Linked DNA regions of Mus musculus: region 1 is linked to region 2. Evidence: chromatin loops called from intact Hi-C (ENCODE). Cell type or tissue: left cerebral cortex. All regions are shown on one strand. Links, peaks and the distances in the headings refer to the core of each region. The heading gives the core; the rest is flanking DNA. Region 1 overlaps E230016M11Rik (RIKEN cDNA E230016M11 gene). Region 2 has its middle 9.4 kb from the start of Serbp1.

Region 1 (4,400 bases), core at 306-4,305, 200 kb after region 2:
AGAAATGCTGGCTCACTTCACCTTAAGCTACCCTGGCTGACTATTAAGCCCCCTGTGATCCTCCAGACTGCCCCACAGCATCTCCAGCACTAGGATTACAGGGCAGGTGCTGCTGCATCCAGACTTCATCTGGTGACAAGGATCCAAGCCCAGGTCTTGATTGTGCAGCACATACTTCAACTCCCCAACCCTGGATATCTGACTCTCTGAAAAGAATCTTGCAACACTACATCACAGCATTGTGTGTGTGTGTACTAAAGTGGCCAGAGGCTCCTATGTATTGGCAACAATCATTAGCATTTACTTGATTTATAGTGGGATAAGTTAAAGAAGCACTCTGGTTTAAGAACTCCTCGAAATGAAGCTAAAAGTACAGTTACCAAGTCAAAAAAAAAAAAAAAAAAAAACCAAACCAAAACAAACAAACAAAAAAGAACTACAGTGGAATAAAAAAAACTAACACACAAAAAGATGAAGGAGAGAAAGACAAAACAAAACAAAACAAAACAAAACAAAACAAAACAAAACAAAACAAAACAGAAGCCAAACTAGGGGAAAGGAGCAAACAGGCCGACTTATCCAACAAGTTCATATTGACACCCAATGTGAGTGGTCCAAACAAATGAATCGAAAGCCAATGACCATGAGACTGGATAGGAAAGGGAGAAAGACTATACATCTCCCACAACCAAAGCCAAACCGCATCCAACACAATTTTCACTTTCAGTCTGGTGGGTTCCATCTCTACAAGTTCCATGTAGGTGTTCTTGACAATAACATTGCAAGTTATTTCTTCATTATGTTGATATTTTTTCTGCCTTCTGGACACATAAAACATATTTATGATGGCAGTTCTAACATTCCTGTCCACTGCTTCATCGCTGATATAATTTCTGTTTCTATTGCTTGTACTTTTACCCATATTCTAGGTCATAATTTTGCTCATTTCTTATTTATAGTTATGCTTTCTGGTTCCTTTTTTTAAAAATCCTATGCTGGGCATTGTGAATTTTTGCTGCTGGTTTCCAGATTTTCTTGTGCTCTTTGAAAATTACTATGTTTCCTTCTGGCATAGAGTCAGGCTTTTTGGATTACAGTTGGGTCTCTTCCAGCTTTCTGTTAAGCCTTATTATTTGGGAGTGGGTTTTGCACCCTCTTGAAGCCCAGTACCAAGGTATTTTATATCTAAGGTTCCTTCGGATAGGTCAACCATTACAAGACCTTTCTGCTTTGAACTATGGGAACAAAACCGTCTCTTGGTTTTTATGAGGTTTGGGAATGATTCTGCCCTCTTCTTTCTGGAAAGCCTTTTCCTGGCCTCCGGTGATCCCCATCAGTCTAGCAAGGGTTAGTATATAGCCAAAGACATGAAGTGAGTCTTCCTCTAAATTCTTAGAGCTGTACTGTCTGGCTGTCCACCCTGGGATACTCTGCTGTGTGGATTGTGGTCACCTTATTCTCCAACTCCACTTTCTGTTCCCTCCAATCAGAAGAGACCACTGGACTCTGTTCAGAAGACCCTTTTTTTGCCCAGGCAGAGGCCTGGAAGAGTCACTGAAATGCCGTCTTACTACTGACCTGTTACTGTTTGCTCACGTTCTCAAGTCATTGTTTGACATATTTTCTAGTTGTTTATGAAAGAGTAGATTTACTCTCTGTTCCAAGATCCTGCCAGAAGTTTCTTATTCCTTTTCTTTTAAAAATACTTCAAATATAGGTTCTACAACTTTTTTAAAAGTTGGATATAGGTTGGAGAGATGGCTCAGCAGTTAAAAGCACTGATTGCTCTTCCAGAGGTCCTGAGTTCAAATCCCAGCAACCACATGGTGGCTCACAGCCATCTATAATGGGATCTGATGCCCTCTTCTGGTGTGTCTGAAGACAGCTACGGTGTACTTATATATAATAAATAAATAAATAAATCTTTAAAAAAAAGTTGGATATAGTAAGATCATTTAAAAAGTATAGTTAGCGATACCACTGGTTGCTTTTATTTTTAACAGTATATTTACTCAACGTAATGTATTATTTATAAAATTTCAATCTGTTGGTCTGAATATTTGATTCATATTCAATATTTCTTTATGAAGCCTTGGCTGTACTGGAACTAGCTCTGTAGATCAGACTGGCCTTGAACTTACACAGATCGGCCTGCATCTGCCTCTCAAGTGCTGGAATTAAATGCATGTGCCATCACCATTGGGCTCAAAACATCTTTTATTATATGAGCATATAAAGCTTTTTTCTCTTTCGGTGTCTGTTTTTCTTTAGCTTTATGCTGATGGGAGCGACGGTTAACACATTCTCACATATGTCCACTAGTGGGCACATACAGGCATTTCCTACAGGATTTCCCAGAAGTAGCCTCACTGAGGTTTAGGGTAAGAAACATCCTCTTTCTAAGACAATGCCCTGCTTTCAGTTTTCAACCTACGATGCTATTTTCTGTTTTTCCCTCCCAAGACTCTCCTCAACCAGCTCAGAGCCTTTACTCAAGCCACTTTCCTTTCCTATAACCCATCCCCCATTTTCATTTACAAAGTTTGCCCTTTACAACGTATGACCTTTGCACAGAAACCTCCTTTGACTTCCCACATGAATTAGCTGTTGCTTTAATTGGATGTGGTTGATTAAACTCACATAAGAGTCTAATCACTTATCCAACTATAGCATTTAGGGTTATATCCGCTAGGGAGGTTAGGTCCTTCAGGTGAAGCCATATGATTGAGTCCTGGTGTCTCTATAAGATGAGAGGCCACACAGACAGAGATACACATGTACTTCTGTATGTCACAGCCTAGGGGTCTTTACAGGAACTCAATACAATTGTCCTTAGACCTTGTACTTCCAGGGTTCGGAGCCAGCTTCCAGCATTTTCCTGTAACAATGAATACCAGATTTATATTTCCCCCTTTATTTATCATCATAGCACCAAGATCCATTATTGTTCCTCCCTTCCCTAGCTATAAGCTTACTAGAGTGTGCTTCCAATTGAATGATATTTATTTAGTGCCTAGATCAATTACTGGTATGCAGTAAACATTTATAAGATGGTCTTTGGATGACTGAATAGGTGAACTATCAAAATATATTATAGTATTGATTTTACAAATAAGAATTCGAGGTTTGCCGGCGGTGGTGGCGCATGCCTTTAATCCCAGCACTTGGGAGGCAGAGGCAGGCTGATTTCTGAGTTCGAGGCCAGCCTGGTCTACAGAGTGAGTTCTAGGACAGCCAGAGCTACACAGAGAAACCCTGTCTCAAAAAACCAAAAGAAAAAAAAAGATAGAAAGAAAAAGAATTTGAGGTTTAGAAGGAGCTGTACAAAAAAGAAACAAGATAGCCGCTAAAGAAGCTGAGCTTTGAATCTAGTATATGTTTTTTAGGTTTTAAAAAGCACAGTTCAGATAATATAACTTTTTAATAGTTATGAAGGTAGCCTTGGGAGTTTCTTGGATTGCTTCAGTAGCCAGTGTTGCACAACTTGGAGAAACTTTCTAAGCAGAAACCAACTCATCCATCTCTGAGGTAAGGAGTATCTTTAGTCTAGCGTGTTAAAAACATTCTTATAGAAGGATTTCTATACAGGAAATGGAATAATGAACATGTTTCACCTTTAATTTTGGAAGATTTCCCCAGACTTAAGGTCAACTTTACTTGTCCTTTAAGGAAATTGTGGTGAAGGACTCCGTAGCCCTTCCTCTAACCACAGAACAAAAGGCTGCTCTTGCAGAAGACAAGAGATTGGTTTCCAACACCACATTGGGTACCTGTCACTCGGTGATCTAACACCTTCCTCTAGCCTCTATGGGCACCCATACATATATATCAGACACACATAAACACACATTAAGTAATTAAATAAAAACTTTTAGAACGTGAAATAAAACTTTAATGAGTTATTGTAGATTTCTTGTGTATAGAAACCATATCCTTGCACCTTGGTATTCTTAATGTCTAGCATAGTAACTTGCAGTGAATTCTCCACACCCACTGGAGAAGTGAGAGTGGCTTTTATGGAGACTCAGTATAGGCTTCTAATCCTTTGCAAGGCATTTCTGGAAACCCCCACCTACAGGCCCGCATAGGAACCTGTCTGCCACTCCTGCCTGACTCACTTTCTCTAGCCTCTGCAGAGCATGTCAAACACCACTTGCTCCAGTCACACAGAAAAAAATGCAGACCTAAAAACATGCATCTGTGCTTTTGCATATGATCTCTGTCCCTACAGTAATCTTCCTTTCCATGGTTAGCCAACTCTTACTCATTCTATACAACTCCAGTTGAGTTTCCTCTCCCTGGGGTGATTTGAATGCCCTGCCCTGCGTTCTAAAATCTTCTGCACTTAGCATTTATCACACTGGACCATGTTTCTCGACTGCGCGTTCTTCTCCCTGATA
Region 2 (4,400 bases), core at 314-4,313:
GGAGCTTAAAGTTGAGTGTTTTTCCATGTATTCATGGGCTCATGCAACCATGATTTTGATCTAATTTGGGAACTCATTATTTGCCCTTAAAAGAAATCTAATACTGGTAACAATCACTGTCGTTTCCCACTCCCCCCGTTTCTTTTTCTGTCTTCCCCACTCTCTTCTTTTTTCTTTCCTTCTTCCTTCTCTCCCTTCTTTCATCTTTTTTTCCTTCATTCTTTCTCCTCCCTGCTTTCCTTTCCTTTATTTTTTTATCATAATTTTAAAAATTTAAAAACAAGGTCTAGTTAGGTAACACAGGCTAGCTTTTTTTTTTTTTTTTTTTTTTTTTTTTTTTTTTTTTTTTTTGGTTTTCTGAGACAGGGTTTCTCTGTGTAGCCCTGGCTGTCCTGGAACTCACTCTGTAGACCAGGCTGACTTTGAACTAAGAGATCTGCCATCCGCCTTCCTCTGCCTCCCAAATGCTAGGATTAAAGGCTTGCGCCACCACTGCTCAGCAGCTTTGAACTCTTGATCATGCCAGTAGGCTTAGATTTTTCAAAACCTTCTTTAATTATGGTTCTTTATGTTTCAACTTCCCTTCTAGCCCATCACTCACTAGCATTAGCGGGGGAAAAAAGGTTAAGAGGAGACAGGAGTTGTGGACTTGTTTAGAAATAGTTCTTTCTGGTGATTCCAATCTTTGTTGTCAGCAGTCCTGTCCAACAGCAAAACACCAAACACAAATCAGTACAAGTGGCTTGATCCAGAAGAAGTGAGGCTCTGCCAATTTGTATGAGTCCATGGGAGCAACGAGAAGCAGCCACCAGAAGTTCTTTGGTGTGTTTCTGTGTATGGAGTCACAAGTAAAGATCATTGAAGAAAGCAAGGCGAACCAATGCAAGAGTGTCTTTAGGAAAGACCAGTATCAGCAGAGCCCAACAATGACAAGCAAAGAGGTGCAAGGCAAATGAGTGCAAGAGCACTGTCCACTCTTTGCTGGGTTATACTTTGATTCTCTCAAAACATCACGTGTCCTCTCAAACATCTGCTCCAGCAAAACATCACATGCCCTTTCATCAGGCAGCTTCCAGAAAAGCACCACATGTCTGTCCTCAGCAGAACATCCTCTCACAAAACAGTTTCCAGAAAAAAATCACGTGACACAACTGTGTCTCCAATGAAACCAGAAATTCCCACTTCACATGCCTCTTCCTTCTTTGTTTTGTTGCTTTTTATTTTCTTTTTCTTTTTTCTAGATTTATTTATTTATTATATATAAATATACTGTAGCTGTCTTCAGACACACTAGAAAAGGGCATCAGATCTCATTACAGATGGTTGTGGACCACCATGTGGTTGCTGGGATTTGAACTAAGGACCTCTGGAAGGGCAGTCAGTGCTCTTAACTGCTGAGCCATCTCTCTAGCCCCTTGTTGTTTTTTTCAAGACAGTGTTTCTCTCTATAGATTTGGCTATACTGCAACTTGCTCTGTAGACCAGGCTGGCCTCAAACTTAGAGCTCTGCCTCCTGAGTGCTGGGACCATACGTGTGTGCCACCACACTCTGCTGTCTTCTAAGATTTGAAAATATTCATCAAGATGCCCTGCTTAAGCAACTTTTTCTCTGTAAATTCACTCTTTGATTCTCTTGAAGGTATGATGAAAGTGATTTCTTTCTTGAAAGCATGCACAAATTAGGATATAAGAGACCTCAGATTCAATTATTCTCAATAAACTCAAACCCAATCTCTGCAGAGTTGACACCAAAGGAGCATGCAGCAAACCTTGTAATCTCAACGTATGATTTGCTCCACAATTTTCAGAGACAAATTCCACTGTGAATGTCATCCATCGGATTCTATCTCACTTACATTAACTTATTTCCAATGGAAGCAGTAAAAATCTGAGAATCCAGATCCATATTTAGCCAGGCATGGTAGTATACTTGAGGGGCTGAGGCTGGAGGATTTTCACAGCAAAGCTAACTTCACAACTTCATACACACACAGGAAAGAGGAAAGAAAGATCCAATGAATGGAAGAATGAAGGAATAAAGAAAGGAACAAACAAAAATCAGTATCACCTGGCATAGTGGCACATGTTTTATTCCCCACATTTAGTGGGGCAGAGGCAGGCAGATCTCTGAGTTTGAGGCCAGCCTGGTCTACATAGCAAGCTCCGGGCTAGCCAAGAATACAAAATAAATAAATAAATAAATAAATAAATAAATAAATAATACCAACAAAGTTTGGAGCTGAGACGAAAGGGTGGACCATCCAGAGACTGCCCCACCCGGGGATCCATCCCATAATCAGCCACCAAACACAGACACTATTGCATATGCCAGCAAGATTTTTCTGAAAGGACCCTGATATAGCTGTCTCTGGTGAGGCTATGCCAGTGCCTGGCAAATACAGAAGTGGATTCTCATCGTCATCTATTGGGTGGAACACAGGGCCCCCAATGGAGGAGCTAGAGAAAGCACTCAAGGAGCTAAAGGGGTCTGCAACCCTATAGGTGGAACAACATTATGAACTAACCAGTACCCCCAGAGCCTAGCTGCATATGTAGCAGAAAATGGCTTAGTCAGCCATCATTGGGAAGAGAGGCCCCTTGGTCTTGCAAACTGTATATGCCCCAGTCCAGAGGAATGCCGGGGCCAAGAAGTGGGAGTGAGTGGGTAGGGGAGCAGGGCGGCGTGAGGGTATAGGGGACTTTCAGGATAGCATTTGAAATGTAAATGAAGAAAATATCTAATAAAAAATTGGGGAAAAACATATAAATGGAAATTTGAAGATGTCAGATCCCCTGGAGCTGCAGTTACAGGCAGTTGTGAGTTGTCTGGTATCGGTGCTAGGAACGGAATTGAGTTCCTCTACAAAAGCAACAAGCACTCTTAGCCACTGAACCGTTTTTCTAGCACCAGAATACAACTACTGAAGATAAGTTAGGACACCACTGCCCTTCCAAAGCCACTCTAGTCAATCATTATACTCCAATAACTCTTCCTCTTGCCTCCAACACATCTTTTCTCCATCTCTGAGGTCAACACTCCAATGAAGACCTTCATGTCTCAACAGGAATGTTATGTAACCGGCGCTGTGACTCTAGATCACATCTCATTGGGTTATTTTTTATCACATCATCTGTAGAGGGAAAGCTTTTTATGATAAGCCTGCCTTGCTTGCCCAGTTACCTTACTTATTATAAAGCATTGTCATTGTTTGCTTTTCTCTTGGCTTCTCCCAGCACTTCATAAATATTGGCAGTATTGTCTAGCTGTTATACTCCCACCTTCTAGTGCTTAATGAGTGTAAAGAAGTGCCCACTGGGGCTGGAGAGATGGCTCAATAGTTAAGAGCACTGACTGCTCTTACAGAGGTCGTGAGTTCAATTCCCAGCAACCACATGGTGGTTCACAACCATCTGTAATGGAATCCAATGCACTCTTCAAGTGTGTGTCTGAAAACAGCTACAATGTGCTCATTCATATAAATAAAAATAAGTAAATCTTGAAAAGAAGTGTCTACTGCAGCATGGTGTGGTTATAAACACCTTTAATCCTAGCACTCTCCAGTCAGAAGCAGATAGTTATCTGTGAGTACTAGGCCAGACTACAAGGCCTAATCTACAAATTGAGTTCCAAGAGAGCCAAGACTGTTACACAGAGAAATCCTGTCTCAAAAAATAAAATAAAAGTGCCTAGTGATGAACAAAGGAGCCCAGTAGAAAGTAGGCTGAATCTTTTTCCTTCTGAGCTTATCTCTTGTTCCTCAATATCTGCTTAACAGGATCTCAGCATGCCAAGCATGTTCTTACATATTTCATATGGATATAAACTCATAATAATTATGTGAGGACAGCATTATCATTTACTTATTTTATATATGGGACCAAGGACACAGAAAGGATAAATAATAAGTTGTCTCATGACCTTGGGCAAGTGATCTGCAGGGCTGCAATTCAAACAAAGTCCTTTGGTTCCTAACACCCTAAAATTATTTCGCATCACCCGTGTGTCTTTAATTGCTTGTCAAGTGATGAAATTAATGAATATGATCCTTTCTAGCATCTACAGGAGCCCTGGAGGAGGGATGCAGAGACACATGCACTTATCTGCATATGGAGGCCAGAGGACAAACCTTGGCTATCATTATTCTTCTGCCACATACCTTAAAAAAAAAAAAATTAGGTGCAGAGAGCATAGCCAATGGTCTGCAAGGCGTTCAGCAAGTAGAATGTCCAAACAAGATTTGTCTTTTAAATATGCCCAGTTATTCTCACAAACACACCTCAAAGTGTCATGCTAAAATGCAATTGAAACAGACATCTCACCAATCAGGGAACAGTTCTTTGGGCAGAAATCCTGCTGCAGGGTCCCCTGGGGATTCTTCTGTGGTGAGGATGCTTTGGAA

The links. Peaks named below come from ENCODE experiments on the same cell type or tissue, not always from the same donor. Only the 100,000 strongest peaks of a DNase experiment are listed, where the experiment ranks them.
Region 1: a loop joins it to region 2, with 5 times the contacts of the local background. A loop is called at or near these places in 2 of 42 quality-filtered maps.

What each region holds. Positions count from the first base shown.
Region 1 is chr6:67,058,190-67,062,589 of GRCm38, reverse strand. The region is part of intron 1 of E230016M11Rik (RIKEN cDNA E230016M11 gene); the gene reads right to left. Among named protein-coding and RNA genes, the nearest start is that of Gadd45a, 23 kb to the right of the region's middle. In left cerebral cortex, for the core only: CTCF peaks have their summits at 2,087 and 2,296; no DNase peak of the experiment used is centred there.
Region 2 is chr6:67,255,337-67,259,736 of GRCm38, reverse strand. No RefSeq gene overlaps it. Among named protein-coding and RNA genes, the nearest start is that of Serbp1, 9.4 kb to the left of the region's middle. In left cerebral cortex, for the core only: no CTCF peak of the experiment used is centred there; no DNase peak of the experiment used is centred there.